5 separate regions of the Mus musculus genome follow, and all the other regions are linked to region 3. A link is a loop called in an ENCODE intact Hi-C map of the cell type or tissue named here. Cell type or tissue: heart. All regions are shown on one strand. Each heading gives the region's core, and the rest is flanking DNA. Links, peaks and the distances in the headings are about the cores only. Region 1 holds the start of Gm15998 (a long non-coding RNA gene). Region 2 overlaps Dcst2 (DC-STAMP domain containing 2). Region 3 has its middle 27 kb from the start of Pmvk. Region 4 overlaps Gm15417 (predicted gene 15417). Region 5 holds the start of Efna4 (ephrin A4).

Region 1 (5,908 bases), core at 274-5,273, 170 kb before region 3:
GGAAGGGAGGGGGCATTGTTGTTACGGTCTCCAAAAGTGTCTGTGCGTTGCATAGGTCCTGTCTTCACAGAAGACAAAAGAGGGGCCAGGGGGGTCCCAAGGGGGGCCTAACCTGGTAGGGGAAGGGGTCTGAGTCTGGAAGGGGAAGTCGAGAAAGGTCAAGGTTAAGAAGGGGAAGGGACTCTGTCTGTCTGTACATTATATATAGAGATATAGAGTCTGTACATGCCTGTCTGGCACCCCGATGCCCACCCCTGTCCACTGCCTGCTCCCCCCCAGGGGTGTCTATTTGTAAACTTGGATTCAATCCAAACCACAGTCCTCTATGTGGGAGTGGAGGGAGAGGACATGCTTATTGCTGTAAACAGGGGGAGGGGCAGCCTGAGGCTCCACCCCTCACCCACCTAGTCCCCTCCCCATGTTCTGCCCCAGAGGAGAGGACAGGGGGCACCTCCCATGCTTCGTTTGTTCTCTCTGGGGCATATTTGCCTCTTGGGGGACAAAGAGGGAGGGCACCAAGGGTCAGGGAAAGGTACCAGGGGCCAGGGAGTCCTGAGCACTGCCTTTATAGCCCCCAGGTTTGGTACCAAACATTACCAAAGCCACAGGCCACCTGGGACCTGTGGCTGTCCCTGTGCCTGATCCACTACGGTGCCTGTCCTAGAGAGTGTGTGGGCAAAGAGGGCAGGCCCAGAGAGATGTACAGTGCAGACCCCGCTCCCAACCATGGGAAGAAGGATGTAGGCCCCACAGCAAGCTCCCTGCTCCTTCTCAGCCCTTCCCACCTCTCTCTGTCATAGGAAGGGGCAGAGCTAGGAGGCCAAGAGCGTCATGAGGAAGAAGGCGATGCCCACGGCCAGAGGCAGGTGTTCCCGCTTGGGGCTGGTCCCACTGATGCTCTTCTCAAGCTTGGGCACCTGGGGATTCTCTCCCTCAAAGTCTTCTGTGGAAAGATAAATAGGCAAACTGGTAAGGGCTGTGCTGTGCGCTGGGGCGGGGGGCACGCGGCGGCGGCGGCAGCAGCAGCAGCAGTGGAGCCAGAGATGTGACCACCCACGGGGGAGGGGCCGGAAGGGCTCGTGTCCCATGGGAAGGCATGCGGGAGGGGGTGGGTGGGAAGCATGCACTGGGAAGGGGGCTGCGATTCCAGCAGTGGCCACAAGAGGGCGCTGCGCAGACTCACCCAACACGTTGATCTTCACATTGGGGCCCATGGTGAACTGGGGGAGAGTGGGGACCGGCTTCTCCCCGGAGTGCGATGCTGCGGGGTGGGGTGCGGGTGGGGAGAGAGGAGGGGAAAGTCAGGGCCAGGACCCCCTCCCCCTGCTACAGCTGGGGAGCCATCCCGGTCGCCTGTGCCCTCCGCCCCCATCCCCAGGAAGCCAAGGGAGCCCCAAAGCAGGGAGGCAAGGATGCGGACGTGGTTGGAAACCGACGCTACTCACTGGAGGCGCAGCAGACGAACACCTTCATCCTCAGACACTTCCAGTGCAGGTTGTGAGTGGGCGTGGCTGGGGAGGAGATTTCTTTCACTCACTTGGTGCCCTTGCGGCTTTAACATAGACTCCCATCCCCCTCCAAATTGCCCGCATCCGGCTGTGTCCCCAAGTCTCTGCTCCAATCTTTCTTTGGACATTGGTCACCATGACTTCGTGGCTAGCCCATCCCAACAGAAATGCTCTGCGACCCAAATTTGGGACTGTCACCCCATCCCCACAGCCTTGCAACTTCTCAGAGCTGAAACCCTGAAGCCTATCCCTGGTGACCACTACAACGGCTGGCCGGGGATCCCTGGGACCCCACCCTGTCATTCAGAAGACCCAGGACCCGGCACTCACAGATGTAGTAGTATTCTTGGCCGGCATGGAATTCATAGCCCAGCGAGAAGGCGCTGTAACGCTGGAACTTCTCGGAGAACTTGATGGGGCTGTGCGAGGCGTGCTGCCGGTTGCATTCCCAGCGCTTGGAGCCTTGGCTGGCGTTGCAGGTGCGGTAGCCGCTCAGGTTCACCATGTACAGCACGTACTGCTCCGCCCCGCCGCCAGGCCCTGAGCTGTTGTAGTGCGGACAGTAAATATCCAGATAGTCGTTCACGTTCACCTGCACGGTGTAGCCCTCTCGCCGCAGGCTGTGGACAAATGAAGTGGGTCAGAGAAGAAACTCCAATGCTCCAAGGCTTTCCATGTCAACACCCTGTCAACACCCCACGGACCTTCATTAGAACACTATATATATATTTTGATCATAACACTTCAGTCCCTCACTCTCTTGGCTTTTTCTACAATCTTTTCTCAGCCCATTTCTGTGCCTGTGGTCTAGTGTGCCAGTCCCTTGTGTCCTCTCCTTTTGGGCCTGTCTTTCCCCTGGTGGCCACCAGAGGGTAGCAAAAGCACAAGGAAGCCTGGCCTACCTCCTAAGGAAGGAGAGGAAAGGGAGAGGGGCGGAGAAAAGAAGGAACCTAGCTCTGGTTGCCACAGAAACGCACAGGCCCCAACGACTCCCAGACCTAGGCCCGGATTTCCTTAGACCATTCCCCATAATTCAGCAGGCCAGAGGAGGGACTGAAGGAATGAATGGAAGGGTAGGGTGAAAGTAGAGAGATCCCTTCCTTGGAACCCAAGCTCTCTCGCGCTGTCTCTCTCTCTCTCTCTCTCTCTCTCTCTCTCTCTCTCTCTCTCTCTCTCTCTTCCCTTCTCTCTTCTCCCAGAATGCCTTTTGCTGCTGCAGGTCCACCCCAGGTCAGTCCGACAGGACTTGCCCTCATACACACATGTATGGCAGCTTCACGCACATGCATGCACAAGCTCTATGGCACCAACACAAAAATGTCCACCACCCACTCACAAGCGGCAGACACTCAGAAGAGCTAGATTGCATGTGTGCTGCGCCTATGCCAGTTTTAGCTGGTCCCAACAATCTCAGGGGTTTGCCCTGTATCTCCTACATGACAAGACCTCTATCTTTGTGCTTCTGAGTCCTATTTCCCTCCATCCTGAGGCCATAAACCATTAGGTCCCCAATAACCTGACACAGACCAGGGAGCTGAAGAGCTCGGGTTTGACCTGTCATCTTGCTAGGACTTCTGCTTCATTCCACATCTTTCTCCACCTAGATGCCACTGCCCCCCCCCCCCAACCCCCAGGATAGGCAGAGTAACAATAGCACAGCGCCTAGACAAGATGACTGTGTCTGCCACATTCCAGATGAGTCTCTGCGACAGAGAAGCAGATCTGGATGCCCTGGAAGTCTCGCCTGCCTGACAGTCCCATCTAAGTGTTGCTGTGGACATCCTTTGTGGTGGCACTGAACGGTGTAGGGAGTCAGAGGCAGCTCAATCCACACGTGTGGAAGATCGGGTAGAAGTCGTCTTTAACTTCTTTAAGGCAAGTATGCACACATGTTGGTAGTGCTATGGGACTGTTGTGGGCACAGGGAAGCATGGGCCACAGGGTAAAATGTCAATCCATCGGGGTCCCTAGACCCTGAGAACTCACTGAGGGAAAGAACTGGCTCCCCATGTCACCAAGCAGAACCTTGTTTCACAAACAATAATTAGACACATTAGGGAAATGATCTTGGAGGCCTCTTCTTGGGATGAGGCCTTGAGGGTCCTCCCTGTCATTACCCAACATCGTTGGCTGTACTTGTGTTGCCCGGTCCCCAAGACTAGGAACGAGGCAGATGGGTAACAGCTGGTGTTTGGACTCTCTAGTAAGAACGGGCACAGCCTTCTTGAGTCATCAGGAATGCCACCAGTCCCACTTGGTTCCCATGGGAGTGATGGGTCACTCAGGCCCCTCCCTGTCCCTGGCACTCAGGTGGGCAGGAGTCTCGACGGGGCGCTGGGAGCAGGAAAACGGGTTAGACAAGGCCTGATTGCTCCCAGGCACCACCCATGCATTGTGTGTCCACCCTAAACCCTAGGCTCCTGTTCCTTCCCTAAGGACCTGGGGAGGGGGCGGCCAGCTAGCCAGCACATGGTGGCAGGCCTGGGGCAGCCCCATAGCTCCCCTGGGGCCTTGTTCCCTTGGCCTCACCCGTGTATCCGGTTTGATTTGGAAGCAGCTCCTCCCTGCAGCTGCCCCATCCCTTCCAACCACACACCCATTACAGTGGATTTTAAGCCAACTCCAAAGATGTTCCTACAGGTGGTGCCTCAGTTTCCTCAAGACGGTGAGCTGGGTATATTTAGTGGTTGCTGTGTGACAGCGACAAGAGAAGAAGCCTCCTCTTACCTATCTCTGTGATTGACGGCAGAAAAGCCCCAGAAATGCACCCCCCCCAAAAAAAAAAAAAAAACCTGGCCACTTGGTTCAAAACCTGCTGGCAAGGTAGCTGTATCCAGTTGGTATCTGGTGGAGAGAGCAGAAGGCCGGGTGCCAGGAATCCCAAACCATAACTCCTAGGAGACCCGACCTGTCTGTTAGGCACAACCTCTTTAATTGAATCTGTCATCCTACTTAGCCTAGCAGCGAGGGAGGTGCACATAGGCCCCAGCTGCTAACCACGCCTCGAGGGTTACCCCCCTCCTGCTCTCAGCGTGGGGTGGGCTAGCATCTGGGGACTGTGTGCCCTGCTCCTTCAGGGAGTTTCCATTCAGCCCTCCATGTCATCTCCTTGTTGCCTCCTACTTCTCCGCAGAAAGGCGTCCTCCCCGTTCTTCTATAGGTCTTACTGTGTCCCACCGGCTTGCAACGCCCTGGGGGCATCCCGACTCTTCTCACATCAACAGCGCCCCTGCTTCCTAGGCCCGCAGAACTCAGCCTTCAGCTTTCAGTGTCCGCGGGGGACAGTACGGGAGGTGGGGGAGCGGAGAAGGAGCAAACGTCTCCCCCTGGGACAATTAGGGGCAGGTAAACAGGGTGTCTAACAAGACCCTGGAGAACGGAAAGGCTCCCAAGAGACTCTGAACTTGTTAAACCCCTATCCTCGGCTTTAGAAGTCAAGATGTAGAGTTAAGAGAGTGGAGAAAAATGCAGAGACTAGGTTCTTCCCCTCTACTGCGCGTCCCCGAGGCTGCGCGCCGCCCGCTCCAGCAGGCGAGGCCCGACCACGTGTGCGCGGCGTGGAGTCCGCGCGCCAAGGCTGGGGGGTGGGGGTGGGCAACGGCGGCGGCGGGAACGCTCCCAGGGCGGCGCTTGCACACTGACACCCCCGCGCCCCGCCAGCTTCGTCCTGGAGGGGAAGCAGCGCGCCGGTCACCCCCGCCCCTCGACCCTGCGACAGTAGCGACAGCAGCGGCGGCGGAGGTTTATTGATCTGCAGCGGCGGAGAAGAGCGAGGACCCGCCGAAAGCGAGACATACAGGGATGGAAAGACTCTGCCATATACAGAGGGGAGGCGAACACAGACGGATTCGCCCGAAAGGGAAAGGGAGGGAGGGAGGCACAGAGAGAGAGAGAGAGGGGAAGCCAGAAACCGGGAAAGGGAGGAAATGAATGAGAACCAAGCAAGACTTGGGGGAAAAAAAAAAAACGGCAAAGAGTCAGCATTGAGTCCAGAGAGGCCCACAGCAGAGGAGACAGCGCAGAAGAGAAATCTGGACACACTGGCGAGCAGACGAAAACTGACCACCACGGGCGTAGTAGAGGTCTCAATAAATATTTGTTGAATGAATGTGTGAATGATAGTCGTCAGCAACAGCAACGTTTCCTAGATAGGTAGGGAGATCACGAGAAGAAGATGCTCTAGAGGAGAGTAGCAACACCTTCGTTTTAGTTCACAGAAATGAGGCTCTGGAGAGGGGGAAAGACATGTTTGGCCTTCAACTCCGCCCCCATTCAGTCCCCGACGCAGGAGACCCCACGGCTTCACACTCTCACCACTCTCTCCAATAAGGTTGCTCCCACCGCGTCCTAGTTTCTGGGCCAGGTTAGGAAAAGGTCTCGATTATTCCCAGGGACTATAA
Region 2 (5,908 bases), core at 650-5,649, 110 kb before region 3:
GGATTCCTTTAATATAACATTTGCAATTAAAAAGAGGGCTTAATTACTTTATTTATTGAGGCAGGGTTTTACTATATAGCCTCTGGCTGGCCCAACATAGTTATATATACCAGGATGGCCTTGAATTCATAGAGATCTGCCTGCTTTTGGCTCCCTATTCTTTTTGTTTTGTTTTGTTTGTTTTTTGAGACAGGGTTTCTCTGTATAGCCCTGGCTGTCCTGGAACTCACTCTGTAGACCAGGCTGGCCTCGAACTCAGAAATCCTTCTGCCTCTGCCTCCCAAGTGCTGGGATTAAAGGTGTGTGCCACCACCGCACAGCCTCCCTATTCATACTATGTGGTCCATGCTGGCCTTGAACTTGTAACCCTTCTACCTCAGTCTCCATAGAATGAAAGTTATGATGTGCTACCATGCTTGGCTCTAAAAAAAGGAAGCCTGATGATAAAGAATTGGCTTCACATACAAGGTACACGGCACCAACAGGTGTTTCTGCATCCCAGTACATTTAGGAGATGGAAAAGAGCATTGAAGTCTATGAATGCAGTGTAGTAGCAGAGTGCTTGTGAGAGCACAAGCTCAACCTCCAGCCCTGGACTAAGGTACCAGAGGAAGAGCTGGGCCAGGCAATGGTGCATGAGGTAGCCAGAGGGGCTGCTCTGAGACTGAAGAGTGGAGACCCTTCTAAACAGACTGCAGACTGCTCCAGCCTCAATTTCTCTAGGGAGTAGGAGGCAAGGACACCTGCTGAGACCCGAGAGGTGTCTGGGAGTGACATAGTTTTCAGAGTGGGTGGTAGAGAATGAAATGTCTGCTGTGAGGAAGAGTGCAAAGAAACTGGCCCTGGGAGGCTGAGGGACTTCCAGGTAGAGTTAAGGGGCAGGTGATAGTGAAGCCTTTGTTCTTAGTCAGAGGAGGTTTTTTTTTTTTTTTTTGCCTTTGGTGACAGGGCCTCAATATTGTAGGCCAGGTTGGTTTGAAATGTATAGTGACTGTCCTCTCTCAGCTTTTGGAAGGCTGATCCCATTGTTTTCCTCTTGTAAATATGGTAGCCACGAGTTTGAGAGTTGAAGTCTTTTTCTGGGTCGGTAGGAGAGAAGAACGGATGAGTAATTTCGGGAACAGAGACAATCGCCTTTGAGCAGTCGGGGCAATTTGCTGATACCCTGGCTGGGTTGGAGAGAGGTATTCCAGTTGCCAGGTCCTCAGAGCACTAGGTGGTAGTGCACGCCTTTAATCCCAGCACTTGGGAGGCAGAGGCAGGCGGATCTGTGAGTTTGAGACCAGTCTGGTCTACAGGGACAGGGCTACACAGAGAAACCCCGTCTCAACAAAACAGAGACAGAGTTATAAAAACAAAGAAGAGAGGAAAGGAAGAACTGGGATGGATGCCAGAAGGGCGGCAGTTAGGGCCCGAGCTGGGACGGTGGCAGAGGTTACCCACCAGTGACTTTGAGTTTACTGGTCCTTCCTCTCCTCCCAGGAACCAGGACAGAAAGCAGTGACTTCAGAGGAAGCGTCCACAGCATCTCCCAGAAGCTCATCTGGCTTTGTGGGCCTCCCCTTTCTCCCAGAACCCCAGGCACCACTTCGGAAATCCCTGTCCCCAAACAAGACCCCTCCCCAGCCTCAGACCCTCCCGACCCCTCCCACTGCCGCCCCCCTCCCCCAATAAAGGAACCAAAAGTGGACACAAATATGAATCTTAAATTATTATTATTTCTTCCTGTCACTTACACCCGAGGCAGGGGCAGGGGTAGATGAAGGGAATGGGGGAGGGGAATGCGTTCCCCCACTAAGGCACTGAGTGGGGAAGCCACAAGGAGAGAGAGTGGAGGCCACTGTCTCCACTCTCTGGGACTAAGCCCCAGGTTTCTCCAGCCCTGGGCTCCCCTATCACCTGAAATGCTAAGATGAGGCCCAGGGTACCTGACCTCCCTCCTAATATATTACATCATCACTTTTTAAATAGATACAGGGACTGGTCCCGCCACCCCTCCCTGTGTGGCCCTTCCCCACTGTTGGGGGTACCTGGGCAGCTGTGCAAATGGGCATGGAGGTGCATGGGGAGAGGAGAGCACCGGGCCCCTGAACCTGCCCCTTTCCAGGAGGGGGAAGGGCCACTAGGCCAAAGGGGTAAATAGTGCAAGGCAGAGCCCAGGCCGCAATGGGGGTCCAGCACCCAGCGAGGAAGGGGTGGGGTGAAGACTCTTCCCCACCCCAGGAAAACTGATAGTTAAAAATGTGAAATTGGATTTCAACAAGACCATCAGAAGAGGCTATGTACAGAACGGGGGTGGACTCAGTCCTAAGAGTGCCAGGCAAGGTCTGAGGAAAGGTTCCCTTACCTCTGGGTCTGCTCCGCAGCTCACTTTTCCCAGGGGCAAGTGAGTTGCCTTGCCTAGCCACCATGTTGGCAAGGGGGCACCCGTTCACAGGCCTAGATGGCTGGGTGTGACCCTAGCTCATGAAAAGTGGTCGCTGGGGGGTGGGGTTGGGGGGTAGCGCTCGCCCTTACAGGGCATGGCCACCAGATGGCGCTAGCTTGTCCGCTCCCTACAAGGCTACCTCAACCCCTCACCCCATCCCACACCCAGCGCCCGCCAGCCCGGGGGCGGCGTGAGTCAGGGGCAGCAAGCAGCAGAGGCGGCTCCCGCTTGCACCTGGGCGGGGAGGTAGGGAGGAGAAGAGGGTAAGACGCCCGGCCCGCCCTGCCCTCTGGCCCCAGGGAGGGAGCGCCAGGAACAAGACATTCCCTGCCCCGGGACGCGGGAGGGAAGAGGTGGAGAGCTCCCTTAGCTGGGCGGAGACCTTCTGCTACCCCCAGGGGCGGGCGAGCCAATCAGGCCACCCTGCCCTCCTCTTCTCCAGGACCCCATGACTCAGCGTTGGAACTGGGTGGAGGGGGACTGGGATGGCTCCGTCCTTACAGGCCCAGTCCCCACCGCCGCCACCCCAGTCTTTCAAGCCTCTACCTTGTTTCCCCCCTCTTACCCTTCCTTTGCCACCCCCCTTTGCATAATTTACGGCCAGGAAAAAGGAACAGAAACCAGGAAGGAGGGGTCTCGGAAGGGAGGGGCAGTCCACCCCTTCACAGCCAAAACCCAGGGGGCATGGGAGTAGAGCAAGGATTTGGTCCTAAGCCCCAGCCTCCTAGAAACCCGCATAGCCGAAGTGGGACCCCACAAATCAGAGATAGATTATTGCTTCAATTCCCCAGTAGTGGCTGGGGACAGGGACCCACCTTTATTGTGTGTGTATATATATGTGTGTGTGTGCAGAGAGTGTGTGTAACACACACACGCGCGTGCACACACACACACATATATATATACACACACAGACAGACAAACAGACATATATTTCATGTTTAACTCCTTGGGTGATCACCCCAATCTAGAGAGCTTGTGCCCCAAAACCTCAGCTTGTAATTGGAATGAAGGCTCTGGGGGGAAGAGGCGTTCGATTCTGATACCAACAAGGTTCAGCACCCCCGACCCCGATACCACTTGTTTTATGTGCTCCCCGTTGCTTGGCGTGGTGTCCCAGGCTGTTCCAGCCTGCCCATTCATCCCTCTTTTAAGAGGACTCCATGGCACCTTCGGCCTGTGGTGTGGTGGGTGTCCCTTCCTCTTCCTCCTCCTCAGGGGGCCCTTGTGTAGTGACTGGGGGTCCCGTGGTGGCCGACTGCTCCCAGAATCGAGCCAGAGAGAGGTGGAAGGTGTCCAGGTGGCCATTGGAAAGGTCGAGGCCAGCAGGGGATGAGGTGGTGGTCGAGGGCGGTGGGTAGTGAGGGGCTGCCACGTCATCCTTGCGGCGCCTTCGGGTGCGCACCTCCAGGCAGTTCTGACCCTTGAGATGGCGCTGCAGGTGGTCCTCCTTGGCGAAGGCCTTGTGGCACAGGTGGCACTCATAGGGCCGGTCCCCGGTGTGCAGGTGCATGTGGTTCTTGAGGTCGTAGCTATGCAGGAAGCGGGCTGGGCAGTGGGGGCACGAGTAGGGGCGTTCTCCTGTGTGCTTCCGCATGTGGATCTTCAGCTTGTCATTCCTAGTACGAGCAGGGGAAAGGGCAGACACTCAGGATTCAGGATAGGATCCCCAGGGCATTTTAGCCACGCCCCCGGGCCTTGACCCACCCTTGTTCCTCACTGCGGTTTCCCCATTGCTGCCCCAGGAGACCCTTTTTGATTAGCCCTTAGCTCAATGGGCCCTGGCACTATGAGCTCCTCTGCTTCCAGTTCAATCTTCTTGGGAACTAGCCCACTCCCGAGCATGCCCTTGTTTGCCTCTTTTGGCCTCCCACCTCATTCTAGGAACCCACCAGAGAGCTGGCCCCCACACCAATCATTGTACAGCCACCCTCAGCCCATTCTGGGCTGTCCCCACCTGGTGCTCACCTGGTGAAGCGGACGCCGCAGACCTCACAGGCAAAGGGCTTCTCACCAGTGTGGGTCCTCATGTGCCGAGGCAGTTTGCCTGCCCCGTGGATTATCTTGTGACAGACTGGGCACTCTTGGGGCATCTGTGAACGGCGTTTACGCACCAGCTTGTCTTGGCCATCCAGGCCTGGTGTCAGGGCGTCCTGGTGCAGCGAACTTAGGTAAGCCATCAGGTCGGGGTCGATGGGATCTTCATCTGAGCCCAGCTCCTCTGGTGATAGCGAGGGCTCATTACTCTGGGCTAGCCCGTAGCCTGGGGGGTATGCCATCTCCTCCTCTTCTTCCTCACCTTCAAAGACTTCATAGTTCAGGGGCCCCTCGGCAGGTGAGGCGGCACCTGTAGGAGGACTATAGCTATCTCCGAGCCCACTGCCCCCACTGTTACCCAATCTACCAACCATCTCTTCTTCTTCGTAGGTCAAGGGATGGGTGAGTACTGTGGGTGCCTCAGGGACCAGATGGTTTGCTCGGGCCCCTTTGGTTTGAAGAAAAGCTTTCCGGGGTTTGCGGCTGCGACGGGCAACAGGTCGAGGTGGCGGTGGCGGCGGCGGTAGGAGGGGCACCTGTGGAGGGCTGTCTTCACCGTTGGGCATTCCTGAGGTTGAGGCTGTGGTGGTGGCAGTGGCAAAAGCCTCCAGGTACTGTCGGGCTCGCTCACAGTCATCCTCATCGGGGCTGGGGGCTTCCAGCCCACTGCCTTGTAGAATCTCCATGCAAGCAGCGATGACACACGGGATTTCCAGTAGCCGAGCAGCTTGGAGTACAGCCGGCATATTGGCGCTGCTGGTGGTCAGTGTGGCTGTGTAAGCAAACTCGAGCAGGGCACCTAGGGCCTCTGGCCCTACAAAGTCCAGCTCACACACACCGGCCCCTGCTCCCCCAGAAGCCGTCCCACCACCCCCTGTTCCCATCACGGTTCCCCCTCCTCCCTCCGTAAAGAGCTTCTTGAAGTAGTGGCTACAGGCAGCCAGCACAGCCCTGTGGGTGCGGTACTCAAGACCCTGCGTCCTGATGGTGAGGTCGCACAGATGGCCCAGCTGGCGCTGCTCGTTCAGGCAGCTCAGGAGCTCGCTGCTGTGGTCTGGGAATGGGATTCCAATCAGGTCATCCTCGGGGCTCCCCATCTTCTCCTGCAGGGTCAAGTAGAGGGTGAGGTTAAGAGAGATGGCACTGACTGCTCTTCCAGAGGCCCTGAGTTCAATTCCCAGCAACCACATGGTGGCTCACAACCATCTGTAATGGGGTCTGGTGCCCTCTTCTGGTGTGTCTGACGAGACCAATGGTGATGTACTCATATATGTAAATTAAATAAATCTTTAAAAGAGCGCGAGTGCTTATTCTGGCCCATACCCTCCCAAACCACCTTTCATGTCATGCACAAGGGAACTGCGGTTCAGACAGACGAAGCAACTGGCTTTCCGGGTGCAGTGCCAAGTGAATAGGGTCACTCGGAGTCAGCAGATCCAGACC
Region 3 (5,908 bases), core at 269-5,268:
TGTCCTGGCATCCAGGCGGTGACAGAAACCAGAGCAGCTAAATCCCAGCCCATGCCCCCGTTCCCCTCGTAACTCCATTCTCCTCAGTTGCTCCTGCCTCTGAGGTAGGGTCTGCCTCTGGCTTTCTCAGGCTGACTCTCCTGTTGTCCTGGCCCCAACGGTCACAGTTTCTCTACCCTCCTCTACCTTGAACCAGTGTCTCTTTTTAGACCCCACGCCAGGGTTGTTAGTTTAGAAAAGGTGTTGCTGGGCTGGTGAGATGGCTCAGTGGGTAAGAGCATTGACTGCTCTTCCAAAGGTCCTGAGTTCAAATCCCAGCAACTATATGGTGGCTCACAACCATCCCTAATGAGATCTGACTCCCTCTTCTGGAGTGTCTAAAGACAGCTACAGTGTACTTATATATAATAAATAAATTAATTAATTAATAATAAATCTTTTTAAAAAAAAAGAAAAGGCGTTGCTATATATCCCCAGGCTTGGGTGACTTGGGACTCACTATATAACCCCAACTGCAGCAATTCTCCTGCCTCAGCTTTCCAAGTGCAGGAATTACAAGTATGAATCACCACAGACAGCGCAGGACCTTATTCTTACTTTAGTTTTTTGTTTGTTTTTGTTTTGTTTTGTTTTTTCAAGACAGGGTTTCTCTGTGTAGCCCTGGCTGTCCTGGAACTCACTCTGTAGACCAGGCTGGCCTCGAACTCAGAAATCCACCTGCCTCTGCCTCCTGAGTGCTGGGATTAAAAGTGTGGGCCATTAGGCCCAGCACTGGAACCCACTTTTAAAAAGTTGGGGGCTAGAGGCTGAAAAGACTACTCTGTGCTTAAGAACACTTGCTGCTTTATCATAAGACTGAAGTTTGGATTCCGGCCCTCAAGTTATAAGATTCACAAATGCATGTAACTCCTGCTTTAAGGGATCTGACACCTTCTTCTGGTCTCCCTAGGCACAAATGTATGCACACACTCACCTAGAGACAGACAGACAGACACACACACACACATACAAACCACATGCTCACAATGATAATAATGAAAATAGATTAAAAGGGGCTGGAGAGATGGCTCAGCGGTTAAGAGCACTGACTGCTCTTCCAGAGGTCCTGAGTTCAATTCCCAGCAACCACATGGTAGCTCACGACCATCTGTAATGGAATCAGACGTCCTCTTCTGGTGTGTCTGAAAAGAGTAACAGTGTACTTGCATACATGAAATTAATTAATTAATTAAAAAAAGATAGTAATGCCGGATGTGGTGGTGCACGTCTTTAATCCCAGCACTCGGGAGCCAGAGGCAGGCAGATTTCTGAGTTCGAGGCCAGCCTGGTCTACAAAGTGAGTTCCAGGACAGCCAGGGCTATACAGAGAAACCCTGTCTCAAAAAACAAAAAACAAACAACAACAACAACAACAACAACAACAAGTAGATTAAAAATAAAATTTAAAAAGCTGTCTGTACTTGAGACAGGAGAATTACCTGGATCTTGTAGCCTGGAGTACTTCATGTGGCCCGAGTATTCACATCAGAAGGGGGTGGGGGTGGGGTCAAGCCTCAGCAATGGAGTTGAAGAGAACTGACTCCCAAAGTTGTCCTCTGGCCTTCACTCACGCCTGTGTATTCCACTCTCCTCCTTCCATTCCTCTCTCCCCTCAGCCCCCCACTAATAGTTAATAATAGCAATAATAGTGATAGTTAATGATAAATGCAAGAGAACATTTGAAATGGAAAGAACTTTTTAAATTTAGCAGTTGTGGCCTCTGGGGTTGGAGAGATGGATGGTCCCATGGTTAAGAGCACTTACTGATCTTCTAGAGGGACAGAGTTTGGTTCCTAGCACCCATCAGGTGGCGTGCAGCATCTGTATGTCCAGCTCCAGGGACTCTGATGACTCTGGCCTCTGTGGCACCTGAACTTGTACAAGCATGCAGGCACAGACACACCCATACATACTTTTTAAACAAATTTCTTTAAAAATAAATTTAGCAGTTTTGGCCTCCCATGGCCTGAGCTACATGGGAGTTTGTATCACACAAAATGAATACCTCTGTACCCACCCAGACAGACAGACACACAGACAGGTGTTGTGCTTAGTTCCCTTCCACTTCAGGCAGTCCCTTTGCTTCAGGAACACAGAGCAGTCACCCTCTCTGCTTGGGAATGTGCAGTCCCAGCTCTTTGAGTGCCCCGATTTTGATGCAGACGTGTGTTGGTGACATCACTCTAGTGTAAGGTTGAGACGGTTCAGTCTCTGAGACTGTGTCACTTCGGGGAGTTGTGTGAAGGAGAGTTATTTCTGGAATTTTCAAATTTCGAGGACTCCAAGTTGCAGACGGCTGTTTATATTTGTGGTACTGAGTGTTCTTGTGGGTCATTCGTTTGCGGGGCATAGAGGCTAAAACTGACTTTTGGCAGGACCCATAAGGCCAGCCCACACCTCATCTGCGAGAGTCGCTCATGCCAGAGCCACCTGGACTTAGCCACCCCACCCGGGTTTCTCTGGACCGTTGGGCAGCGTGAAGTTGGGGCAGTGCTGGTGTAGCGTTTGGTTCACGCTGTTCCTGGCTATGGTCGGTCGGCGCGGTGTATAGACTTGCTGTGCTTGGGGCCGTGGAGCAAGACCGCCCTCTGTTGGCAGGGCCGGGTTTCTCCAGCAGAGCCCACCATCGTGGGGAAAAAAGAGAGCCAGATCAGGAATCCGCTTCTCTAGGGTCCTGGCTCCTTGAGGGGAGATGGTTCTGGAGGCTGCAGTGTTCATCTCTATCTCTAGCAGCTGACAGAGACTCGAGAGCCTCTGAGCTGTTTTGGGGGCACCTGCCTCACACTTTTGAAGATTTTGCGTGCTAGACTTCTGCACATCTTAAAGCTATAAATAAGCTGCAGTTAAATAGAACAAGTTCTGACCTTGGTAAAGACGCTTTTATAATGACAAGGTTAGTGTCGCGCAATGGCGGTGCATGCCCAACACTTGGGAAGCAGAGGCAGGCAGCAGATTTCTGAGTTCAGCCTGGTCTACAGAGTGAGTTCCAGGACAGCCAGGGCAACACAGAGAAACCCTGTCTTGAAAAAGAAAAGAAAAGAAAAGAAAAGAAAAGAAAAGAAAAGAAAAGAAAAGAAAAGAAAAGAAAAGGGAAGGGAAGGGAAGGGAAGGGAAGGGAAGGGAAGGGAAGGGAAGGGAAGGGAAGAGAAGAGAAGAGAAGAAAAGAGAAGAAAAGAAAAGATGAAATTAGCAAGCTGATAGCATCAAGTTGCCATCATATCGAAACTGATATTATTATTAGTTATATTATTACATATTATTAGTACATATTCTGGGGGTTCTTTAATGGACCAGGAATGACGGATAAGCAATAAAGACAAATATCACCAACAAATTCTATACTTTTCAATAAGAACTATTTTTTTTGTCTTTATTTTAGCAAACATCTGGTTAAAAAAATGTTCACTTAATTTGTGCTGTGTTGGTATTAGTCATCTAGGAGACAGCAGGACAGGGCTCAGAGGTAACAAGGCTTGACACAAAAGCTTGAGCCTGAGCCAGGATGAGGAAAGAGACAACCGGCTCCAGCAAGGCGTGCTCTGATGCCCAACACGAAAACACACAAGATGGAAAAATAAATGTAATTAAGAAAGGAACGGGAGCTGGCACGGTGGTGTAATGTCTTTAACGCCAACCCTTAGGGGCAGAGGCAGGGGGATGAAGTAAGCCCTCCCCGTGGGTGCTCAGCCTTTAGAATCATGAGCCGTCAGGTTTTCTAGTTTGTAAACTAAGTTTATAAACTTTTGTTTAGAATTTTTTTCTCTTTTTCTCTTTTTTTTTTTTTTTTTTTTTTTTTTTTTGGTTTTTCGAGACAGGGTTTCTCTGTGTAACCCTGGCTGTCCTGGAACTCAGAAATCCACCTGCCTCTGCCTCCCGAGTGCTGGGATTAAAGGCGTGCGCCACCATGCCTGGCATATAATTTTTATTATTTATTTATATTTTATTTATTATCTCTAGTTTATAGACGAAATGTCTAAGGCATTCTGTTACCAGCCTCTATGCTCAAAGACCTCACTTTATCTCTTAAAAAAAAAAAAAAAGGCAAAACACTGATTACAATAAGAAAAGTGGAGCAAAATGTCTGCCTGGAGCCAATGTTTTGAAATTGTATTTCATGGGCTTTTTCAGTCTTATCATATTTAAGGCTGGAACTCTTCCCGGCTCTAGAGTACAGTGTCTCCTTTTGACCTGGCAGCCACCGGGAAGAAGCAGAACCAAGCTTCTGCATCATCATCATCCAGACCCACACGTGCACAGACCTAAGTTCTAAGCAGTGACCACACAGTGAAGAGATCTTCCAGCCATTGTGAGCAGCTGTGGAGCACGCTCTACTAACTCAGCGATACTCACACACGTCACGCAGCTGTGGCAACCTCAGAAGAGAGGCGGGAAAATGACCTCAGAAAGTGATATGTTGTGCTATTTAAAAGGATGTGACAAACTAATCTTTCTGTGACCTAAGCCTTCGTCTTGCTTGGGCTCACAGGGACAATGGCAGAGCGTGGCTATGCCACGGGGGAGGACAGAAGGAGCTTCAGTCACATACTGGAGATGAAAGTGCCAGAGTAGGGACTGCCACCTGGGAGATGACCAGTCACGATGTGGGCACTGAAATGAGGCAGGACCTTACTTCCCAGCAAGGTGCCTGTAGACTCGTCATCACCTTCCCCAGCCCGGGCCCCATGCGTCTCTTGCTGCACACGTGTGAGCTTCTGCATCCAGAGCTTCCACAGCCGCTCTCTCTGCATTTCTCTCCCTTCCTGGGCACTGTCCTGACTTGACCTGGTAGTGTCCTTGTCTGCTCCATGTGTTTTCTGATCACAGGCACAACGCACAGGACACACAAACCCCAACAAGGCAGAAATGTAAAACGGTGCAAGCGAGTCTCCCTCTCTAACTCCCCACAGAGGCAACTCTCATCAGGTGTGGTGCACAATGCCTAAAAATCATCATATACACACCTGTATTGTTTTTGTTTTTAAAACAAATAGCTGTATACTTCTCACTCTGCAGCTCCTTCGCCTCCCCTCCTGAAACGCAGTAGGCTTCTTTCTGGAAATGTGCGAAGCTCTGTGGCATTCCCTCCGATGGCGGTAAATGACCTGTTGTGTGGCTGTGTAATTGTTTATGTAACTAGTTCTCTATTTATGGACATTTGGGTCCTTTCCAAGTTTCTGTGAGAGTGTTTCTGTATACTCATTTCTTCATGCTTCTGTGAGAGCTTTCCGGAATAAATTTCCAGATGTGGAAAAGTTGAGTATCTTAGTTTAGTTTATTTTGGGTTTTGTGAGACAGGACCTTGCTATATAGCCAAGGTGCTCTTGGACTTCACAGTGAAGGCTGAGCTTGAACCCATAATCCTGCCTTAGCCTTCCAAGCGCTTGGATAACAGGCTTGCAACACTATGCCTGGCAAACACTGGTTATTTTCAGTAGAGGCTACAGTTGAGCAATCCAGTCTCAAACCCCCAAACCTAAGAACTCAAAAATCAAAACCTTTTGAGGGTCAAAACAATGCTACCAGCAGAAAATTCCAAATGGACTTTCTGTGGCAAGGTGCCATCAAAACACACAGAGCATGGAGACACCTTTAGTCCCAGCACTTAGAAGGCAGAGGCAGGCAGATCTCATGAGATCTCTGCTCTACAGATCGAGTTCCAGGATTGTGATACCCTGTCTCAAACAGCAGCAGCAGGCATCTGGGTGAGGCTGCTGGATAAAATTACCTTCATGTTATGTGGGAAACTGTGCAGGAAGCATTTCCAGCCTCAGGTGTTTCTGTACTCAATTCCCTTCCAAAAGGATTTTACAGTCAGGAGAGCCTGGCCTGCAACCCACTTGCTCCTTGTATCTTGGTGTAGTTATGAATG
Region 4 (5,908 bases), core at 248-5,247, 89 kb before region 3:
TCTCCTCCGGTCCACCTTAACTGGAGCTCCGCCTCCGACCCCCGTCCAGCCCTCTGCTGCTGCCCAGCTCCACCCCTTGCACGCCACCGCCCTGCCCATCCATTGGCCTGAACACCCGCCTATCCCATGTGGGACGCGCCTAGGGTTCATCCAGGGAGGGGGTGGAGCCTGGGCTGGCCAGAAACCAGAAGGGGAGGGAGGCCGAAGACAGTGTCCGCAGTGGCCAGGGAATGGAGCAGCCCCCTCAGGGACTTCCTCTCTTTCAAGAGGGGCTTCTGTAGGGTCACCACCTGGGGAGGGAATGGTATGAGAGGTTACGGATACGCTGCTGGGGATGAAGACCTAAAATTTAGAAAGAGTGGGGTCCTGCCGAGGGGCTTTAACCAGGTCAGAGCCCCAGGAAGAGAGAGAACCTCTAGACATTGAGCTTCAGCCTCTTGGCCCATCCCCCTCCGAGGGAGCGGGGGAGTCGAGTCTGTGGGCACTCTGTGTCCCTCCCCACGCGTGACGGCGCCCCGCGGGGAGGGAACAGTGCCCGGGGCAAGGAGCCTTTGCGCTCTAGCCAGTGCCCGTTGCTGCCTTGGCATTTTCAAAGGGGAGGGACTGAGTCTGGGAAGGGGAAGGGGGAGGTGCGCTCCCTCTGGGGCCCCGACGCTTTGCCTTCAACCAGCCGGTACTTTTAGTGGAGAAACTGAGACCCTACAGTGGAGGGATCTTGGCGCAGATTCACTCAGACCCCGAGGTGACGATAGAGACCTGGGTGGTTTAGGATGTTTGCTTAAGTGGGTTTGGGAAAAACCGGTATTCGTATTTAAGTGCCCGACCCAAAGAATGGTAGTCTCTGAGGGACGCTTACAACTGGGCTGGCGATGCTATAGACCCCAAAAGGGCCCCTCCTACTCGTTTCAAACGGAGTCAAATCCCGCTCTCTAGGACCAGGTTCGGCTTCGCAGCAGCAGGCCAGGCGGAACCGGGTCGGACTTGTTCTCTTTCCCAGCTCCCTCCGCAGGGGGCCTCCTTCCCTTTCCAGCAGGTGGCTCCGCAGGACACCAGCTCAACCTGTTGGACCACAATGGGCGGTGCCAGGGGGGCCCTGGCCCTCACCCGGGCTGACCCGGGATCCCCAAGCAGGGGGAGGGGTGGAGTCGGCCCTTCCCTCCCTCTTTCTCCCCCCCCCCCCCCCCCCATGACTCAGCCTCGAGGCCGCTGCTCTGCCCCTCAGCCAGGGGCGGAAAGTGTGAGGCGCCCCGGAGGGCTCAAGCCAAACTAAACAGCCCCTCACCCCAGACATTATCTCACTGGAGAATTAGGGGGGCAATAGGGACCAGTGGCTAGCATGAGGAACTCTGGCTCAAGCAATCCGTTCCGGGTTTTCCTATCTGTTTCTGTCCCGCTTTCCCCCGCCCCCAACACCAGCACGCCCTAGGTCAAGTCTGATCTTTGCTCCAGGTTTTCCTAGCGGCCCCGCAGGACTGTCGGAAGGATTCCGAGCAAGATGTGTCTGGACTAGGGTTTTTCCCTTCCTTCTACTGTCAGGGTCCTGCTGACCAGGGAGTAAGCCGTGCTAGGCAACAGTACTAGACACCTAAGTAAAGTGGAGGGAAAACTGCTTTCACGAGAAGGGTACAAGATCTAGGAAAAAGATTTGGGAGAGGGTAGGAAAGTGGCCCAGGGCTCCAGAAGAGTGAGGGTCTTGTCACTAGCTCTAAGGGACTTAGACGCGAACCGCTTTGTTGTTCCACCCCTGCCTCTGGAATTGCTTCTGGCTAGACACAACCCGGGTCTTTCTGCGGCTGGATTATCATTCTTTAGCAGTTCTGGAAATCTACTGTTAGTTCCTTAGTGGCTCTTTTCCATTTCATGTTTCCATGTTTGCTTTTCCTTGTGGTACAAATAGTTATTAGTTCCCTTTCATGTTGGGGGAACACGGACTTGAAATTTCTGTCTAAATCCCCTCCCCCGCTTTGGGTCGTAACTGCCAAACCAGAGACCGAGGCCAAGAAGCGCTGGTGGAACCCCGCCCCCTTATTGGGAATCTGGCGTCTCCCCTGACCCCCATATCAATCCCATATACACCTGAGCTGCTATAGAACTGGAAGGCAAGTGTGGGGTGTGCAGGGGCTTCCTGGTGAGCGTCCCCCATCCTCACATTCAGACTTACATCTTCAGGCAACTTTCTAGATTCTAGACTTTAATGCACGAGAGAAGTAGGTGAGTAAATACCCCGAGAATGAGATGTTTGCCCTGAGAAGGATAAAAGCCGCAGCAAGAAGGACTTTATAACTAAGGCTGGGAATAGTGACTCTGGGTGGCGGCCTGGTTTCGAGACTGGCTGGTCCAAGTACACAGAAGAGTTGAGCAGCTACAAGTTTGCAGAGTCCCGGAGGAAGTGTGCGGCTGGAGGCGAGGCTTTCCATGTCAGGGTCCTAAAGTGAGTCTGGGGGCTTGTTTCTGGTGGGGGCACTGAGCTGAAAGCAGCTCCTCGGTCTGCTCCAGGCGCCCACCTAATCGCTGCTCCCCCGCCCCTTTCCCGCGGCTGCCTCCGCTTCCCTCGAAAAACCCGCCGCCCAGGAAACCGCTGGGGGCGCTCAGACCGCAGCCCCCTCCCTCCCGCCGCCCCCCAGAACCCCTACCGCGACCGCCCAACCCACCTGAAGAGGCGGTGGCTGCCAAGGGTACCCCCTCCCGCCGACTACCCCCCACACCTGCGGGTAGCACTATTTATAACTGCGCGCCTATTCTGGGCCTCTCGGCTGGAGCCCGCTGCAGCGCAGTGCTAATCGCCGCTGGGATCTCTGCGCCCCCCAGGGCTGGGGGAGGTAAATTTAGCTTCAGGAAGCTCCGGGGAACATTTTCCAAAACTCCACGTCCCAGACAGGCAAAACAGAACCCCTCTGCGCGCAGCCTGCTTCCTACCTGCCACTAGGTGGCGAAAGGCTCCTAAACCCCTTCCAGTTATGGGTTAGGGTAGCGGTTCTTCAGACCAGGCCAGATAAGTAAGGAGCTGTGCGTAGCTAACTGATTGGAATGGATACTTTTTAGGAGGCTGGGGAAAGACGCTTAAGTCTGAGAAGCCAGAGGCTTCTTCGTAGGGATGGGGAAATAACTCCTATGTAAACGAAATGCAAATGAGAGCTTTGTTCCTTGTGCCTAGAGGTGTCTGTGCCCAGATGTGTGATTGCCAGCTTCTCCTCTCTGTCTGCTGTGAAAATGTGGGGCTGTCCCTCTTGGCCCTCAGATTCATCTTACTGTGATTTCTTTCTTACCTCTTTGTGCTCCACCCCCAACTCTGTCTCTCACATTGCACCCTTGGTTCTACCTGGAATGTAACCTACAGACATTTTGGATAGAAGGCTTTTCTCTTGCTGTGATACCTGAAGGTCACTTCTAGCTTGTTGGTCTAGTCTGCTCCTTTCAACCCCAAAGAGACCCCTATCTATTGTGCCTGCTAGAGGGCCTCAAGGAGCCCAGGGCAGGCAGTAACTCCCCTCTCTGTCTTGGTATCTTGCTTCTCTACCCACCCTGTCCTAGGCTCCTGAAGCCTAGAGTGTTCAAGGCCTGAGTAGCTCTTTTGGGGTGAGAGCATTGGGAAAAGTTGCCACATGTCTTTTTCTCTTCTAGGAAAATGGGAGGGCTGGTGAGATGGCTCAGTGGGTAAGAGCACCCGACTGCTCTTCCGAAGGTCCAGAGTTCAAATCCCAGCAACCACATGGTGGCTCACAAACCATCCGTAGCGAGATCTGACTCCCTCTTCTGGAGTGTCTGAAGACAGCTACAATGTACTTCCATATAATAAATAAATAAATCTTTAAAAAAAAAAAAAAGAAAAATGGGAAAGTTCTTGTTAAGGAAACCATTGTAGTCAAAAGGTATTTAGATGGGACCTTAAGTTGGTCCGAGGAGTAAAGGACACAGTGATCTTGGAGCTTTGATGGGAATCAGCTTCTGCTTAGGAGGGATGCCTCTGCCTCCTGGGCCACTAAACTCTCTCTCTCTCCCTTCCCTCCTTTCTTCCTTCCTTTCTTTCTTTCTTTCTTTCTTTCTTTCTTTCTTTCTTTCTTTCTTTCTTTCTTTCTTTCTTTCTTTCTTTTTCTGTTTGTCAAGACAGGGTTTCCCTGTGTAACCCTAGTTGTCCTGGAACTCACTTTGTAGAGTAGGTTTGTAGATCAGCCAGCCTCTCTGCCTCCTGAGTGCTGAGTGCCACTACTGCCTGGCTCAATTAAACCAATCAGATGAGGAAGGAAGGTTAACGAGGAATCCTGATTTTGATTCTCTCTCTCTCTCTTTTTTTCTTCTTTTCTGGATAGGAGTCTTACTATATCGCTCCTGCTGTTCTCCACCTCCGGGGATCAAACTGCCCACGTCAGCTTCCGGAATCGAAGGGAAGATAGATGTGTGTGTGCTACCCACCTGGCAAGCCCTAAAGTTGAGATGTGGAAACGTGGGTGCACTGAATGTCTGTTCTACTAAAGAGTGTTGTTCTTCTGACCTTGGGATGAATCGCTTCCCTTCTTGGGCCTGTTTATTCAAGTTAATGTGAAATAATCCCCTTTAACATTAGTTATCTTTCCTACTTTTGTTGTAGGGTTGTTTGTTGCTTGGTTCTGAGATAGGTTTCACCACCACACTCCAGCCTGCCTACTTTTGAAGTTTACTTTTCCTCCTGAGCACACAGACACTCACTCAGGTGTGGAGGTCAGAGGACAGCTTGCACGAGTTGGTTCTCTCTTCCCATCATGTGTGTCCTGTCCTGGGGATTGGAATGAGGAGGCTTGACAGCAAGTGCCTTCATCTACTGAGCCATCTTGCCAACCCTAAAGTATACTTTAAAAAATATACTCAGGAGGCAGAGACAGGCAACTCTTTGAGTTTGAGGCCAGCCTCATTTACACAGTGAGTGGGACAGAGCTACAGCTTGAGACTTTTATTTATTTATTTATTTAAAATGATTTTCGGGCTGGAGAGATGGCTTACCAGTTAAGAGCACTGGCTGCTCTTCCAGAGGTCCTGAGTTCAAATCCCAGCAATCACATGATGGCTCACAACCATCTGTAATGGGGTCTGATGCCTTCCTCTGCTGTGTCTGAAGAAAGCATACTCGCATACATAAATAAAATTATGTATATATATATATATATATATTTTTTTTTTTTTTTTTTTTTGGATATATGTTTGGTTTTTCGAGACAGGGTTTCCCTGTATAGCCCTGGCTGTCCTGGAACTCACTTTGTTTACCAGGCTGGCCTCAAACTCAGAAATCCGCCTGCCTCCGCCTTCCTAGTGCTGGGATTAAAGGCGTGCACCATCTCGCCCTGCTAAAATAAATATTTTGCTCTTTTGAAACTGGGCCACTCTTTAGCCCAGGCTGGTTTTGAACTTACTGTGCAGCCCTGGCTAGCCCCAAACTGGAAGTAATCCCCTTGCTGGATGACTGGATTATAAATGTGAGCAGCACACCCTGCTTGAAGTAGCCGGCTGTGAGAAGAGTCAAAGCATCATCCAGTCTAGAAAGTGGGAAAGCTTTCTCCAGCTGTGGCTTGCTTTGAGTCTCCATGAGTCTTCCTCTTTCTTTCCTCCCACCAGCCCCCCACTACCTGTCCCCACAGCATACAGCTCTGGACTCTGCTGCCTCCATCCGCCAGTTCCCTTTGCCAGACATCCTCTCCTCTAGCAAAAGCCTTTGTGCTCAGACCTCAGACTCTGGGACCCACTTCTACTGGCCAGCGTAGACTCTAAGGAAAAGAAGGCAGCAGCAAGCCTGGGCTCAATTAGGGAACAGTCAGAGCTGGCCAGGCAGAGGGCAGGCTCTAGAGAAAGGAAAGCCCCAGGTTCAATGGGAAGGTAGGATCTCTGCCTGCACACCAGCTCTCCCTGCCTGGGCCAGACCTTTCTCAGTCCGGCAGTGTTC
Region 5 (5,908 bases), core at 362-5,361, 150 kb before region 3:
GATTTACAGGCCACCACACACAGTCCAGCTTCCTTTCTTAAGCAGACAAGTAGATGCTCATTATCAAGACAGTCCCCTCCACACAATCAAGATTCTCTTCCTCTCCTCTCAGAAGCAGCCCGAAGGGGCCAGGACAGGCGAGAAGGGCCGGACAGGCCACCCCCCAAGCACCACATACCGAATGAGTCCAACACAGGCACGCACACAACAAAGCATGATTTAGAAAAGGCCTCTAAACATCCTTCAGTGGGTGGCCAAGAACCACCTGCTGTGTCGACTCTTGATTAGAAGGATTCCTGGGCTAGGCTCTGACCACTAGCCAGAGAAGGAACCAGGAACAGAGGGGAGATAGGATCTTTGTATGCTTCATCACACTGGGTGTGGAGAAACACCCCCTGCCAAGCCAGAGCTCAGGAAATACTTGTGAATTTGGTGAATGAACTAGAAACACAAGAGCTGGGGGCTGAGGGACTGGTCTGGAACTGAGATAGAAGAAGTCAGAGTCCAGGACAATAGCGCTTATCACCCGGTATTGGTATTGGAATGACTATCTTTAGGCCTGCCCTCCCTGGGGGGCTGTGGCCTCCCACGGGGCAGGGTTTCATTGGTAAAGCCCAGCAGCTCAGCACTGGTCTTGACACACACACAGAGTATGTGCTTATCAAATGTTAGTGAATAAATGAACAGAGCCACAGATTGTCTGAAGTAGAAAATCAGAAAGGAAAACAGATGGGGAAGGCAGAGAGGCAGGGAGGAATGGGAAGCAGGATGCAAACAGCAAAAAATACCGAGGTTCAAAGGCAGCCAGCTCAGCAGAGGGGAAGAAATAAGCATTGAAATCTGTACAGCGGCACTCCTTTCCACAAGCCTGACCTCAGTCAGTCCACTTGCTTCCCAGGGTACTGGGTATTATTAGCCCATTTTGTAGATGACATAACTGAGGTGAGCAAGGTCAAATGACTGGCCCACAGGTGAATCAGATGGAAGAACAGGGCCAGGATTGGACAGAAATAAGATCAAGATGGAAGCAGAGATATCCAGGGGCCCGAGAGGCTCTCAGAACCAGAGAGGAACTCAACGTTCTTTCACTTGGGTAAAAATCCCTCCCTGGTTCTCAGCGGTCCACCCCAGCTCCTGCCCCGCCGGAGGTTTGGGCTCCCTAGAAAAGGGGGGCGGGACCCGGAATACGGGGCCCAGGCCCCCTCAGCTCCCTGCTCTCAGACTCCAACCGACCACCCTCAGGACTAGGGTGGTCCGCTCGCCCCCACACACACGTTCGGGCGGGGGGGGACCCCCGGGCACGCCTCGCCCCTCCCCCGCCGGCTCAAACAAAGGAGCCCCATCGCGCGGCTGGGCAGGGCTCAGACAGCGCCTTGCAAAAAGGCGAGCAGCGGGCGCGCGCACAGCCTGGGAGCGCGCGGGCCCAGCTCGGCTCTCGCCTCGCTCGGCCGTGCTACCTGGGGTTAGAGGAGTTCCAGTAGATTGGGTGGCGGAGGCTGGAGCACCCCGGCAGGCGCGAGCCGAGCAGCGCGGCCCAGAGCACAGTCCGCAGCAGGGGCAGCAGCCGCATCGCCCCTGGGGTCCAGTCTGGTCTGGCCCGGCTGGTCCCGGCCCACTTCTCTGTCCCGGCGAGAAAGGTACAAAAGTGGAGGGGGGTGGGGGGTACGGAACGGAGGAGGGGTGTGGAGGCTCCTAGACCACAGCCCTGGGTAACTTTCCACCAATGAAAACTTGTCTCCGCCTCTCTACTCAGCGCCAACTCTTGTTAACCCTTTGTGCTTCCTGTGCCCCGAGCGCTCCAGGTTAGCCAAAGCGTCCCTTTGTTATCTCACTGTGCTGGAAGAGGGTGGCATGGTGGATATTCCACTAAGGACTTAATGCTTGAGGGTTTTGGTTTTCTATGTGTGTGTACGTGTCGGCGCTTCTATTCCTTCTCCACCTTATTTTTTGAGACAGGGTCTCTCACTGAACCCTGATTGGCTTGGCTTGCAGTCCTGTAAGCTTGGGGTCGGGGTAGGAGGGGGTGCTCCTGTTTCCTAGCCCCACCTCACCCCTCCCACCCACGGAGGGGTTACAGAAATAAACCACTAAACTTAGGGCTTTTTACACGGGTGCTGGTTATCCAAACTCAGGTAAGCACTTTACCAAGGCTGTCTTCTTTCAAATCCTATGTTGTACTTTATTTTGTTTAAAACAGGGTCTTAACACTAAAGTCTGGCTGGCTTGGAACTTCTATTATAAGCCAGGCTGGCCTCAGACTGGCAATGATCCTCCTGCTCTATCCTCTCCAGTGCTGGGATTACAGCCACGGGGTTCATGCAGCACCACCTAAGAGGGCCGGTTCGGTTTATGTTTAGATCTTGTCCTTTGTGTCTTCATTGGTTCAAGGTAGAAAGCCTCATTGAAGTCTGGGAGGTCAGAGCTGGATGGCACATGAAGTACACCCATAGAAGAATCCAGCATTCTAGTCAGCACACAGCAAGTTCCTATTTGGGGGTAGGAAAGTGTGTACATAGGTGCCGTGCGCGCGCGCGCGCGCGCACACACACACACACACACACACACACACACACACACATGATGGCCAGCACCTGATACCCCAGATACTTTTGGAGGCTGAAGCAGAATTACCTTCCATGCATTGTTCTTTTGCTTTGCACACGCAGATGGTACAAGGGGAAGGACTGAAGTGGCTCTGGGGACACCCCTGACATTCCTCTAGAGCATCGTGCTGGGTGACCATTGTGGGACACAGCCTGCCCCTTATCCGCACACACCTCTCTCCCAGGAGTCCTCAGTCCTGAGGTCTAAATGATGAGGTGGTAGCAATCAGTACAAAGCACAAAGCACCTTTGTTCTGGAACCTTCAGGTGGGGGCAGGGAAGTGGAGGAGGCAGGTGTGAAGCCTTGGAATCCAAGCAGCCGCTGCCCTGCTCCACCCAGGCTCAGGGCTCTGAGAACACCAGTTAGATCCATTTTCCCAGCCACTGGTCAGAGGGTGGGGATGCAGGTCTGACGACTTAGGTCATTTGTCTCTAGCTGTGGTGGGGGCTGAGCAGCATTGCTGGGGAGAACTTGGGAGTCCAGAGGCCATCGGACCCAGACTGGGCAGAAGCAAGCCAGAGGCATCCTAAGTGACACATTCTTGTTGACCCTTTCTGGGAAGTGATCCTATTCTACAGGCCCTGGTTTGACCCAGCAGCGTCTCCTAGTGGCCAGACCTGCAAACAGCAGGAACTACCCAGCTTCCAGGAGCAGACACATTCCAAGATCTCACATTTATTACAACAGAGCAGAGATAGACAGTGTCCATGTCCTTCCGCCACCTACTCCAGCCCCGGCTTCGGCCCCTCCCCAGCATCCCGCTGCAGCTATTTTAGTGCGTCCCCAGGTATTGCTTAACAGCGCCTGGTGGTTCTTTAGGGCTGGACACCAGATTGTCTGTTCTCCTGCTTCTCTAGTGTTTGGGGCAGAGGTTCCATTTCTTTGAGTCTTAGAGCTTGAGAAGGAGGCAGCCAAATCTCCAGAGGTCAGAGGTAGAGCGAAGATGCTGCAGGGGGTGGTGGAGCTGGCCTGGAGTTTAGAAAAGCCAAGAAGGAAAATGGTCAGAACTCCTGCCTAGATGCCTCGCTGGCAGCAAGTCACTTAACCTCAGCAACACCCTCTTCACCTACCTGGAGGGCACCACCAGCGGCAAGCTTCCATCTCCTGGGCCAGGCAGGTCACCTGGTGGGTGCTGGCCCTGTGGGTTGGCAGGCAGTGGCTTTCTTGGGGGTGGGGGTTTGGTAGGCCCCTGAGACTGAGAAAGAAGGCCAGTTTGGAAAGAGGTCATGTTTCTCACCCACAATGTAGGGGTTCTAAGAGCCGTGCTAGTGGTCACTTTTGTCTCCAAACAAACCTGTCACTACCAAAGGTGCCACTGGGATACATGCCGTCAGGCACAGAGGGAGGCAACCTGTCTCCCATTGCCACCATTGCTCTAGGTAGGAGAGGCAATGTCCTGTTCCCCCTCACTGTTACCTTTGGGCGCCTCACCACAGGGTCAGCGGGCAGAGGGCGAGTGGGGGGATTGGATCGGTCAGCCAGCGCAGCCTGAACAAAGAGAGGAGCAGTGGCTTGGAAAGCATGGTCCAAGGTAGTGAGCGTGCAGACACTACCCAGGGGTCGACATGCAAACTCAGCCGAGGGTGGGGGTGGGAGTGTCCAGAGGAAAACGGGAGCATGCGCAGAGCCCCGGGGAAGGAAGGTGCAGATCGATCACGGAGTCCCTGGATGGCTGCAGTCCTACTATAGACCACCAGGTGGTAGTAGAGACCATGGCGGGAGGCTCACCCTTTGCTGCATCTGGGACTTTGAAGGCTGAGGGGGCACCCTGGTCTCCTAATGAAGAACACCACTGGGGGGAAGCAGGGATGAGAACTGCGATTGGGCACCACACCTCCCACCTGTCCTGAGCCAGGGCAAGGCCCAGCCCAGATTTACCTGGAGTTTCTTGGGCACGGGGTTAGGTGGCAGCGGCCTGGAGGGGGGCACTGGAAAGCTGACCACACTAGCTTGCTGAGAAGGCAGGAGGAGCAGACAGGCAGAGTAGGCAAGAGGAAACAGACAGATGTGGGCAGAAAGGGGTTAGTGTTCAGAGAGGGCAGCAGGGCCCCAGAGGCAGTGAGGTCACTGAGCTGCATGCGGGGAGTGGCATGTGCTGGAGGGGACATGCAGGCTGACTCCATACACACCCTCTTGCCATTAAAGGTAGAGGGCTTAGGCCCTGGGCACTTGGCATCCTTTCACACATGATGTCCTGGGCCTTATCAGATCTTAGCACACGGAAGGTCCTTTTGCACAAGGCCCCATTATCCCATGGCTCTGGTCGCTGTGAAGGGCATGGATAGAACCATCTCTCAAAGCCACTGATTGGGCCAGCTGAAAGAGCTCAGCAGAGCCTTCTGGTGGTGACTGGCTCACCCACTCTGGCTGTCCTTGTTTCTCTGCCTGCTACTTACTGGTCCTGAGTCCTTGGATTGACTGAGTACTCCAAGTCTTTCTGAGTCTTGAACCCTTAGTGCTACCTCTAAGGCCCGAGTTAACAAGTAATGTGGACTCCTCTTTCCTCTGGCATCCAGGGCTTACCTTAGTGCCTGTCATCTGCTGTGCCCGCTGTGGAGGTCCTGGTCGTTCAGGAGGACAGGATTGGGGTGCCCTGAGTATGAAGAAAGCCAAAGAAAAAAATGGGACTAGCCACCTACCTGCTGATCTGGGAGAATTGAACCCTTTGGCCCTTGGAGGGTAGTTGTGTGTGCTTGAGCATCCTGGAAGAAGGCTACCTTTCCCCTGCCTTGGGGTCCTGAGAGAAGTGGCCCTTGTATCTGGGGGTGAAGTTAAGGGAAATACACAGAGATGACAGGTAGGTGTGTAGGAATGGTAGTCAGGAAACTCAGGATCTGAGAGTTGGAACTTAGAAGCAAGGGGTAAGGACTGAATGTCTTGGGGCCTTTAGAATCAGGGCTCCAGGACTGTCCCTGACTGAAGGAAACAGCAGCAGGGACAGGATGTTCATACCTATATTGGCAGCTGGATCCCTTAAGCTGGCAGAGCCGCTGATGCAGGCGGGCACGGTGCCAGTAGCTGGCACCAAGTAGTACGAGGACCAATAACAACAGGAGGCTGAGGAGCAGGCCTGTGGTCAGGGAGCTGGTTGCTATGGAGAGAGGTCCAAACTGAGGGTGGGTCTGGCTAAGAACTCTCTCCTGAGAGAGGAGCAGGGATAGGGAGGAAGTGAGGTGCTGAGGAACCAGAGACACCTTCAGGAGTCACAGAGTCAAGGGACAGAGAGTAAAGGGGTCAGGAAGGGGACGAAGGAGAGAGGAGATGGTCAGAGCTTCCCAATACCCCGGGCCCATCCTCTAGCTAC

Evidence for each region. A loop is a pair of places that touch in the nucleus more often than their neighbours do. Peaks named below come from ENCODE experiments on the same cell type or tissue, not always from the same donor. Only the 100,000 strongest peaks of a DNase experiment are listed, where the experiment ranks them.
Region 1: a loop joins it to region 3, with 6 times the contacts of the local background. A loop is called at or near these places in 17 of 42 quality-filtered maps.
Region 2: a loop joins it to region 3, with 8 times the contacts of the local background. A loop is called at or near these places in 12 of 42 quality-filtered maps.
Region 4: it touches region 3 in a loop (6-fold over the local background); 8 of 42 quality-filtered maps call a loop at or near these places.
Region 5: a loop joins it to region 3, with 4 times the contacts of the local background. A loop is called at or near these places in 27 of 42 quality-filtered maps.

What each region holds. Positions count from the first base shown.
Region 1 is chr3:89,314,625-89,320,532 of GRCm38, forward strand. It overlaps Efna3 (ephrin A3), which reads right to left. Exons shown (of 5, transcript NM_010108.2): 2 at 1,839-2,128; 3 at 1,446-1,511; 4 at 1,184-1,261; 5 at 1-943. The coding sequence ends at 813. Gm15998 (a long non-coding RNA gene) reads left to right here and starts at 2,122. Exons shown (of 2, transcript XR_003954662.1): 1 at 2,122-2,581; 2 at 3,204-5,616. In heart, for the core only: CTCF peaks have their summits at 1,164 (motif pointing right) and 1,366; DNase peaks (open chromatin) are centred at 427, 727, 1,167 and 2,397; H3K4me3 peaks cover 3,082 bases; H3K27ac peaks cover 1,474 bases; H3K27me3 peaks cover 3,124 bases.
Region 2 is chr3:89,375,948-89,381,855 of GRCm38, forward strand. Dcst2 (DC-STAMP domain containing 2) reads left to right here. Exons shown (of 15, transcript NM_001370853.1): 15 at 1,483-1,696. The coding sequence ends at 1,504. Zbtb7b (zinc finger and BTB domain containing 7B) reads right to left here. Exons shown (of 3, transcript NM_009565.5): 2 at 4,397-5,568; 3 at 1,697-4,047. The coding sequence starts at 5,562. The coding sequence ends at 3,579. Among named protein-coding and RNA genes, the nearest start is that of Gm15417, 13 kb to the right of the region's middle. In heart, for the core only: a CTCF peak has its summit at 2,541 (motif pointing right); DNase peaks (open chromatin) are centred at 2,084, 2,724, 3,814, 4,024 and 2 weaker places; H3K4me3 peaks cover 1,420 bases; H3K27ac peaks cover 1,622 bases.
Region 3 is chr3:89,482,740-89,488,647 of GRCm38, forward strand. No RefSeq gene overlaps it. Among named protein-coding and RNA genes, the nearest start is that of Pmvk, 27 kb to the left of the region's middle. In heart, for the core only: a CTCF peak has its summit at 2,629 (motif pointing left); a DNase peak (open chromatin) is centred at 2,492; H3K4me3 peaks cover 760 bases; H3K27ac peaks cover 428 bases.
Region 4 is chr3:89,393,652-89,399,559 of GRCm38, forward strand. Gm15417 (predicted gene 15417) reads left to right here. Exons shown (of 2, transcript NR_040403.1): 2 at 4,308-5,128. It also overlaps a transcript of Zbtb7b not described here. Among named protein-coding and RNA genes, the nearest start is that of Zbtb7b, 3.2 kb to the left of the region's middle. In heart, for the core only: CTCF peaks have their summits at 1,024 (motif pointing right) and 2,911 (motif pointing right); DNase peaks (open chromatin) are centred at 990, 1,200, 2,100, 2,830 and 1 weaker place; H3K4me3 peaks cover 3,354 bases; H3K27ac peaks cover 3,378 bases.
Region 5 is chr3:89,336,381-89,342,288 of GRCm38, forward strand. It overlaps Efna4 (ephrin A4), which reads right to left and starts at 1,648. Exons shown (of 4, transcript NM_007910.2): 1 at 1,458-1,648. The coding sequence starts at 1,570. It overlaps Adam15 (a disintegrin and metallopeptidase domain 15 (metargidin)), which reads right to left. Exons shown (of 23, transcript NM_001037722.3): 18 at 5,557-5,695; 19 at 5,128-5,197; 20 at 4,483-4,557; 21 at 4,021-4,092; 22 at 3,675-3,799; 23 at 3,260-3,573. The coding sequence ends at 3,531. In heart, for the core only: CTCF peaks have their summits at 3,209 (motif pointing left) and 4,292 (motif pointing right); DNase peaks (open chromatin) are centred at 1,401, 1,541, 3,301, 4,431 and 1 weaker place; H3K4me3 peaks cover 3,594 bases; H3K27ac peaks cover 2,876 bases.